Linked DNA regions of Mus musculus: region 2 is linked to region 1. The links are chromatin contacts, found by POLR2A ChIA-PET in ENCODE. All regions are on one chromosome and are shown on one strand. The core of a region is the stretch at or near the end of the contact, and the rest is flanking DNA. Distances in the headings are between cores, read along the strand shown.

The links. ChIA-PET counts read pairs that join two places held with the same protein, here RNA polymerase II (POLR2A).
Region 2: POLR2A ChIA-PET joins it to region 1 with 14 read pairs in Patski. The contact joins the promoter of Ddx5 here to the enhancer-like site in region 1. POLR2A ChIA-PET finds 5 or more read pairs at or near these places in 4 of 5 experiments (Patski and embryonic stem cell).

What each region holds. Positions count from the first base shown.
Region 1 is chr11:106,673,581-106,677,162 of GRCm38, reverse strand. The region is part of intron 13 of Pecam1 (platelet/endothelial cell adhesion molecule 1); the gene reads left to right. Among named protein-coding and RNA genes, the nearest start is that of Pecam1, 40 kb to the left of the region's middle. Within about 2 kb of position 2,178, at least 3 of the 3 ENCODE cell types and tissues checked have a DNase peak (open chromatin) inside an H3K27ac peak, as active enhancers do.
Region 2 is chr11:106,787,151-106,790,763 of GRCm38, reverse strand. It overlaps Ddx5 (DEAD box helicase 5), which reads left to right and starts at 2,270. Exons shown (of 13, transcript NM_007840.3): 1 at 2,270-2,491. The coding sequence starts at 2,448. It overlaps Cep95 (centrosomal protein 95), which reads right to left and starts at 1,512. Exons shown (of 20, transcript NM_177088.3): 1 at 1,387-1,512; 2 at 1-33. The coding sequence starts at 1,405.

The DNA of each region.
Region 1 (3,582 bases), core at 929-3,428:
AGGCTGGGCAATGGCTGGTTCTGAGCTCCTTCTTTAAAAAAAAATTCTTAGGGACTCTGGAGGAGTTCAGTGGATAGATAGGGAGGCCTTATCTTGTCAGTGTAAGGACTGGAGTGTGGGTCTCAAGAACCCACATAAATACTGAGTGAGTGTGATGGCCCTCCTGTAATTCCAGTATTCCTCAAAAAACAGACAGGGGCTTCCCAGGGCAAGCTGGCTAGCTAGACCAGCCATGTCCACATTCAGCCTCCATGAATATGGTGAAGAACTGTTGTTTGTATTGATACTAGATTTTTTTTTCCATACACTATATTCAGTTTTGTTTTGTTTTGGAGACAGGGTTTCTCTGTATAGCCCTGGCTGTCCTGGAATTCACTCTGTAGACCAGGCTGGCCTGGAACTCAGAAATCTGCCTGCCTCTGCCTCCCGAGTACTGGGATTAAAGGCGTGTGCCACCACCACCCGGCCATTCTCTCTCTCTCTCTCTCTCTCTCTCTCTCTCTCTCTCTTACTCTCTCTCTCTCTCTCTCTCATTAGAAAAAAAACAGGCATCCGTAAAAAATGAGGTAAAACACAATACAATAATGAACAAACCAGAATAGAGGAAATCAAAGAAAAGCTAAGGAATACACACACACACAGACACACAACCACACACACATACACGCAATCACACACACATGCATACATGCACACACAGAAGTCCCATAGAGTCACAAATCTGGGGAACTATTGAGAAAGATTCCCAGTCTTTCTCAGACCTCCATACATGTTAGTCCTCCCAAGACATACAACCACTGCACACATACCATACATACATACATACATACATACATACATACATACATACATATATACATACAAAAGCAAACTCAGGACCATCAAGGAAGTGGCCTGAAGAAGAACAAGACAGATGTGCTATCACTGTGCAAGAGATAGTGGGTGCCAGAAATGGATGGTGTCTAGGTGCACATCTGAGATCCATCACAGCTCGTGGCCAGGATTGGGGAGCCAGAGTCCCTATATTTCTTGCTGGAGTAGCTGCATGGACGGCTGTGGTGTTTGAGGATAAGATCCGGTTTGACTGGGTTAAGTCTAAGATGCCGGTGAGACACCCTAGAGTAGGAAGCTCAGGGGTCTGGAGCTCAGAGGCAAGCCAGGACAGATGAAACTGTAGAGTGATCAGTATCAGCTGTCACTGGTCCAGCCTGGGCTTCGACTGCATCCTGGGCTTGCCAACCCAGGTAACATCTTTCTTCTTCCTAGAGGTAAGGGAAGGTGCTAGCTTAAGGGTTGAATGGCAAGATCAGAGCCGGCTACACCATCCTTTCTGTTCTGGACTGCTGCATTCTACCGTGGTGGGGGAACACTGACAGCTCCAGGCACAGGGGACCAAATCCCTGCTCTCTTGTCTGTACAGAACATCCTCAAGTTGCCTGTCACCCCGGGCTCGGATACCAGGCTGAATCCATCCTCCCACAGTGGTCCAGGCCCAGGTCTGGGCAGGCAGCAGCCTGAGGGTTGTGCATGATACTTGTGTGGGAGCGCGTGCCTGTGCGCTGGGAGTTCCGAAAGCTGAAGAGGGAAGAAGGAAGCATCACTGGCCCTGGGAAAGGCTCCATTTCCCTTTTGTTGGGAGAGTGTCCTTGTATCTGGTGTTCTTTTGCTTTCTTGAGAGTGTGGAAGGATTGAATAGAGGAAGTGTGGCAGTTCCTAGAATAGGGTGGGACCGTGGCAATTGCCTCTGGCTTCCCTCGATAGATTCTGCAGCCGTCCCTTGCAGCCAAGCTATCAGTTACATTTCCCAGCTTGCACTAGTTGCCCAGTCAGGGCTCTGGGGAAGATTCTAGAACAAAGGTCGTTTGGGTGGCAAGGGGAACTTAAGAGGATACAAATTGTGTTTCCTCCTTGTTGAAGAAGGACAGTGAGGAACTCAGGTCTGGACCACTGGTGCTGGCCCCTTGTTCTCCCCCAAGCAGGGACAAGGGCATTGATTGCTAGGTGAAGAAAGAAGGGCTTTGTGGGTTCAAGGTCAATGATGACTAAATATGAGCTAGTGCCTGCCAGCCTGGTCCCCTGTTCTCAAGGTCTCTCATCCTACACAATTGGAGGAGGCTATGGGGACCGGGTCCAGATCTAACCCTGGCTGGCAGCTCACCAAGTGGTCACTGCGGATGGAGGAGGACGGGAAGGAACTCATTAAATCCCGATTTGCTGTCTGTTTGCTCCGAGGCTAATTGCTGGGAAAACCCCATGACGTTGGAGCCGTCTCTTTCTCTGTTAGCACAGAGAAAAACAGAAACCAAAATAGAGACCCATCAGGAAACGCCTCTGACAAGCAGAGACAAACAGCTCCTGGCCTGGGCTAGTCTTTAGCAGGCAGCTGCTGCCAAGGAGACATGAGAGGGGGAAGGGCAGTGAGCAGCTGCACCCTGCTCCTCCCCTACCCCCGCCCCCACCCCCTCTTACTGAGCTGGGCAAAACCAGGGGCAAGCATAGACCATGCAGCTCAGTCTAGAAGTGGAAAGCATCCCTTCCTGACTTGAGGTAGGCACAGCCTGAAGCCGCTGAGGTCCAGAGAATATCAAACTGTTGCCAAGGAGACCAGAGAGGTACCTGGAACAGTGGAGTTCACAAGATGTCCAGGCTAACCCCACCCATGTTTGGCTGCCCAGCCCACCCAGCCCTCACCTCACCCTCATCCCAATTCATGTCCCTTCTATCCTAGCTCCTTGTTAGGCTAGGGCAGAGGAAGGTCTAGACTTGCTTCTTATGGACGACATCTTATAGCAGTTATCACGCAGTTATTTTTAGCTGTGTGTGTGTGTGTGTGTGTGTGTGTGTGTGTTGTGTGTTAGGATACACCTGTCTCTGAGTACATGCAGAAGTCATGGACTCTAATTTATGTCAGGTGTCTAATTTATGCTCAGTCTCCCACTACCTTATTCTTTTGAGACAGTCTCCTGCTGATCCTGGATCTAGGCTGGCAGCCAGCCAACCCTAGCAGTCAGCCCTCTTACCTCTGCCCCTAACAATTGCTGGGGTTATAGGTGCCTACAGCTATGCCCCAGATTGTCTGGGATTTGGGTTCAGGATTCCAGCTCAGGTTCTTACGTTTGTGCAGCAAGTGCTCTTACCCACTGAGCCATCTCCCAGCCCTGTGGTATTTGTTTGTTTATTTGTTTGCTTGCACTGGGGCTTGAACCCAGAGCCTTGCACATGCTGAGCTGGTACTGTATCACTGAACCACATCTTCAGCTCATTAACATTCTTGGCACATCTGTCTTCCCTGAAGCCTAGAGCACCTGAAAGCTAGAACCGGATCTACATTTTCTTCTTTAGTGGTTGAGGTCACATAGGAGATGTGTACAGTCGTTAAATGGATCTCTTGGTGTGTAGAAGGCGTCTTGGAGACGCCTGGAGTTTCAGTCTCTGCTTGCATGGGATCCTGTTGTTTCTCAATAGTTCTCTTAGGCAGATGTCTTTACACTGGGGAACTGGGATCTCAGCTACTTTACTGACCTCCAACTCCTGCCTTGGGAAGTGACTTTAATTCCTTCTGCAACGCCTTCATCATTCTGG
Region 2 (3,613 bases), core at 1,021-3,520, 110 kb before region 1:
TAAAAAGGAGGTTATTGGCAATTGTTACCCATTCTGTTGGGGAAGAAGTGGGGTGGGAGGAGGGGGAAATCAGTCTTCAATAGCAATAGAGAAAGTCATATATATGTACATTTAAAAATCACTGCTGCACAAGAATATACATTGGAAACTGTACAAGATAAGGACTCTTATGAAATTTCAAAGACTCAACCAGGCAAGTTCTCAAAAGATGTATTTAAGATAATTTCCTGTGCTAGCTAGCTTCTTTGAAGTCAAAACAGCTGTTCCAACCCAACTCTTATTCTTGTAACCTAAAATCCTATTTGCCAGTATTTTTATACTCACATGGGTGTTTTTAGTTACAATAAATTTATAGGTAACCAGGAATGTCATAAGTCAGCTGTAAATGATAATCTAAAAGTTGCTAGAAACTAACGGAGGTGGCTCAGAATTCCCAATAGTTTTAGACATGTTTTTACCCAATTATCTTGTGTAAGTTAAGATCTCTCGGGTGCCCAAATAAGGGATTAATTTAGGCTGTTAGGAACTTGAATAATGACAACACCGACACTAATGCATTTGTTAGTTTTCCTTTTATTATATTTGATGTATACGAAGGTAAAAAATGAAGAAAAAAAAAACCCAAATCGCTAAGTTCTAAATTAGCACATTAATTGTTTTCCAAAACCAGCTCTTGCCCTTCCCTAGATAGTGCAGGACTAAGGTTAAGGATTTCAGCAATAATTCCAAAACTTGAAACCCCTGAATCTTGAAATGACTGGAACTGGCCACATTTCCAGTACTGACACACGCTCTGGAGACAATAGTCTGAATATGTCATGCCCAGTATGCCCTCTTCCCGATGCCTATGTCGCACAGCTGACCAAGCCATGACAACCATTTTGGAAAGAGAGGAAAGCGTCCTAGACAACCGAATCAATTGGCTTTTCAAAGGCAGTACTAGAAAATGCCAGTTACTCTAGAGGGCATCAAAAGAACTTATGAGTGCTATGCCTCAAAAAGGAAAAAAAAATCAATATAAAGATAAGTTCTGCCTTAGTCCAAACAAAGCAAGGGGAAAGAGAGACAGTCTGTGGATAGATACCCCACAAAAATTCGGATCCAAGAAAGGATCTTGACTGCTCTATATAGACAGGATGCGGGTGTCCCAGGCTCGACAAAGAGTTCCTATCTCATCCCAAGTCTCAGTTCCACGTCTGGAAACCGCAAGAGGTTTCGAGGCTGAGACCCTAAATTCATAGAACCCCCCCCCCCACCGCGCGCGCGACTGCAACTAGTGTCCGACAGTCCCGAGCCTCCGCAGCGGCGCAGACGCGGTTCAGATTCAGCCCAAGGTCCGCGGAATGCTGCAGTACAAAACCACCAGGGCTCCAGGCCGAGACTCACCAGCCTCTGAGCTGGCCATACTGCCAGGAGAGGTCGCGGCCGGACTCCAAGACGAGAGCGCGGGCGACGGTGTCCCAGAAGGGTCGAACTCGGTCGAGCCGACGGGAGGAGGAGGGGGCAGACACTAGCGAGCGGGGAAGGAGGGGTGGAAGAGGGAGGGACGTTAAAACGGCTTCTCGACGCTGATTGGACAGCAGAGGAGCACTTCCTCGCAGCACGCGCTGAGGCGGCAGTTTGCGGGCTCCAGATACCATTCCCCGCGGTCAAGATCCCGCTTACGGGTTCTCAGATCGGCGGGCAGGGCAGCCAGGTCACCCAGCAGCCCGGCCGATCTCCCCGGGGGCGTTGGAGCCGCGCTTCCGGTGAGTTGGTGGTTTGGTGTTCCTCCGCCGAGAGACCAAGCGAGGAAGTAGTGCGATCCGCCTTGCCCTGGGTCCGATCACGTGATGAGGCCAAGCTCCGCCTCCCTGGTCTCCTTCGGTTATGGGCGTGGGGGGAGTCTGTGGAGACGTAAACATCTTCAAGTAGAGTCGGTGGAATGGCTGGCGCTGGCCATTTTAAGGACCGTCTGGCCACGGGGAAGCAGCTTGTCTGAGGTGTAGCGAGACGAGAGACGGCGGTGTCGCCAAAAGGGCGTCGGGGCGAGGCATTCTAGTGGTGTCACCCAGTCGTGAAGCGAGTAATAAACGGGCGCCGGGGAGGGAGCGCCCGCCCGCGGAGGGGGAGGGGCGAGAACATGGCGGATTCCGGAACCCGGGCGGGCGGGCGTTGAGGGCCTCCGAGCCAGGGGGGCGGGGTGATTAGGTCATAGAGCGGCTCCCAGCGTGCTTTGCGGCGAGGAGGCGGTCCAGACTATAAAAGCGGCTGCCGGGACGCAGCCGGCACCTCATTCATTTCCATCGGTCCTTGCCCTCGCAGCTCCGGCCCTCGACACCACCGGCCCCTCCGCTGGTGACGCCCCCGCAGAGGCTTCGCCGTCGCCGAGGCCTTCTCTCCGCGACTCGTCGCCGCAGGATTCTACTTTCACTGGGTTCCGCCCGCACACCGCCACCATTGACGCCATGTCGAGTTATTCTAGTGACCGAGACCGCGGCCGGGATCGAGGGTGAGTGTGACAAGAGACCTGTCAGGCCGGGTGGGGGATGGGAGAGCGGCGCGGCCGAAGGCTCGCCTTCCCAACCGACCTTTAGATTTTTTTTTTTCCCTTCCTGAAAGGAGGCCTGGCTTTTGTCACACGTCCGGTTAAAAGCCGTTAAAGGCTACGCTTCGGGTAATGGCGTTCAACCTTTTTTTTTTTTTTTTTTTTTTTTTTTTTGGTCCGGGAGGGTGGGCCGGGACCCGGGGCGGCCCGGCGACCTCGCGGCTGTTGAGGGAAACCCGGAGGAGTGTTTTCGGTCGGGAAGCGCCGCGCCTTTGAGGCGGTTCCCGGCGTCGTTTGCGCAATCTTTCGTTGGGTTGTTTTTTGAGGGGGGCCCCCCCTTCCGGTATCCCCGGGGGAAAGAAGGGGCGCTTTCGAGGTCCCCTGTGCCCCGTTGGGTGGCCTACGCCGGCGGATTCGGCCATGTGGCGGAGCCGCAGCCACAAAATGCCGGCCTCGGACATGGCGGCGGCGCCTTTGTTACCCCGCCCGGCGGAGGAGCTCAAAATGGCAGCGGCGAGAAAATGTGGCGCAGAGAGAAATGCGAGACAAAGAAGGAAGCGCCGCCCCAGCGGGAACGCCGCCCGGGCCGGGACTCCTCCCCCGGTTGCTTTCGGCTCCTCCTCTTTTTCTCCCTCGCGTTATATAATTTTGTTACCTTGGTTTGCAGCCGTTCGCGGCGTTTCCCTAGACTCGGCTCGCTGGCGCCTGTTCCCCTTTCTACCCTGTCCGCCGTGCTAGCCTCGTTCAGCTGCTCACATTGCCTTTGCGGCCCCGTTATTTCTTTAAGATTAGGTCCTTTGATGAAAACGGGCAAAAATAACCTTCCTAAGCTCCTCCCTTCTTGCCCAGCTCCTAGACGCTAATGCCTAAGCTCTGTGGGGAGAGAAGATGGAGGCTCTAACTCTTGTCCTTGTAATCTGGTCAGATGTTTGGGCTGTTTGCCACCTGATAAACCCACGATGTTTATTTGGCCTCAGTAGAGTGTGCTTGGGACTTCAGAAAAGAAACGCTGCCAGTTGTGGCTGTCCTTAGAATGACAGTTGGGAAGGATTCCAGAAGCACACTTTGGCTCTATCAAAAGGCAGC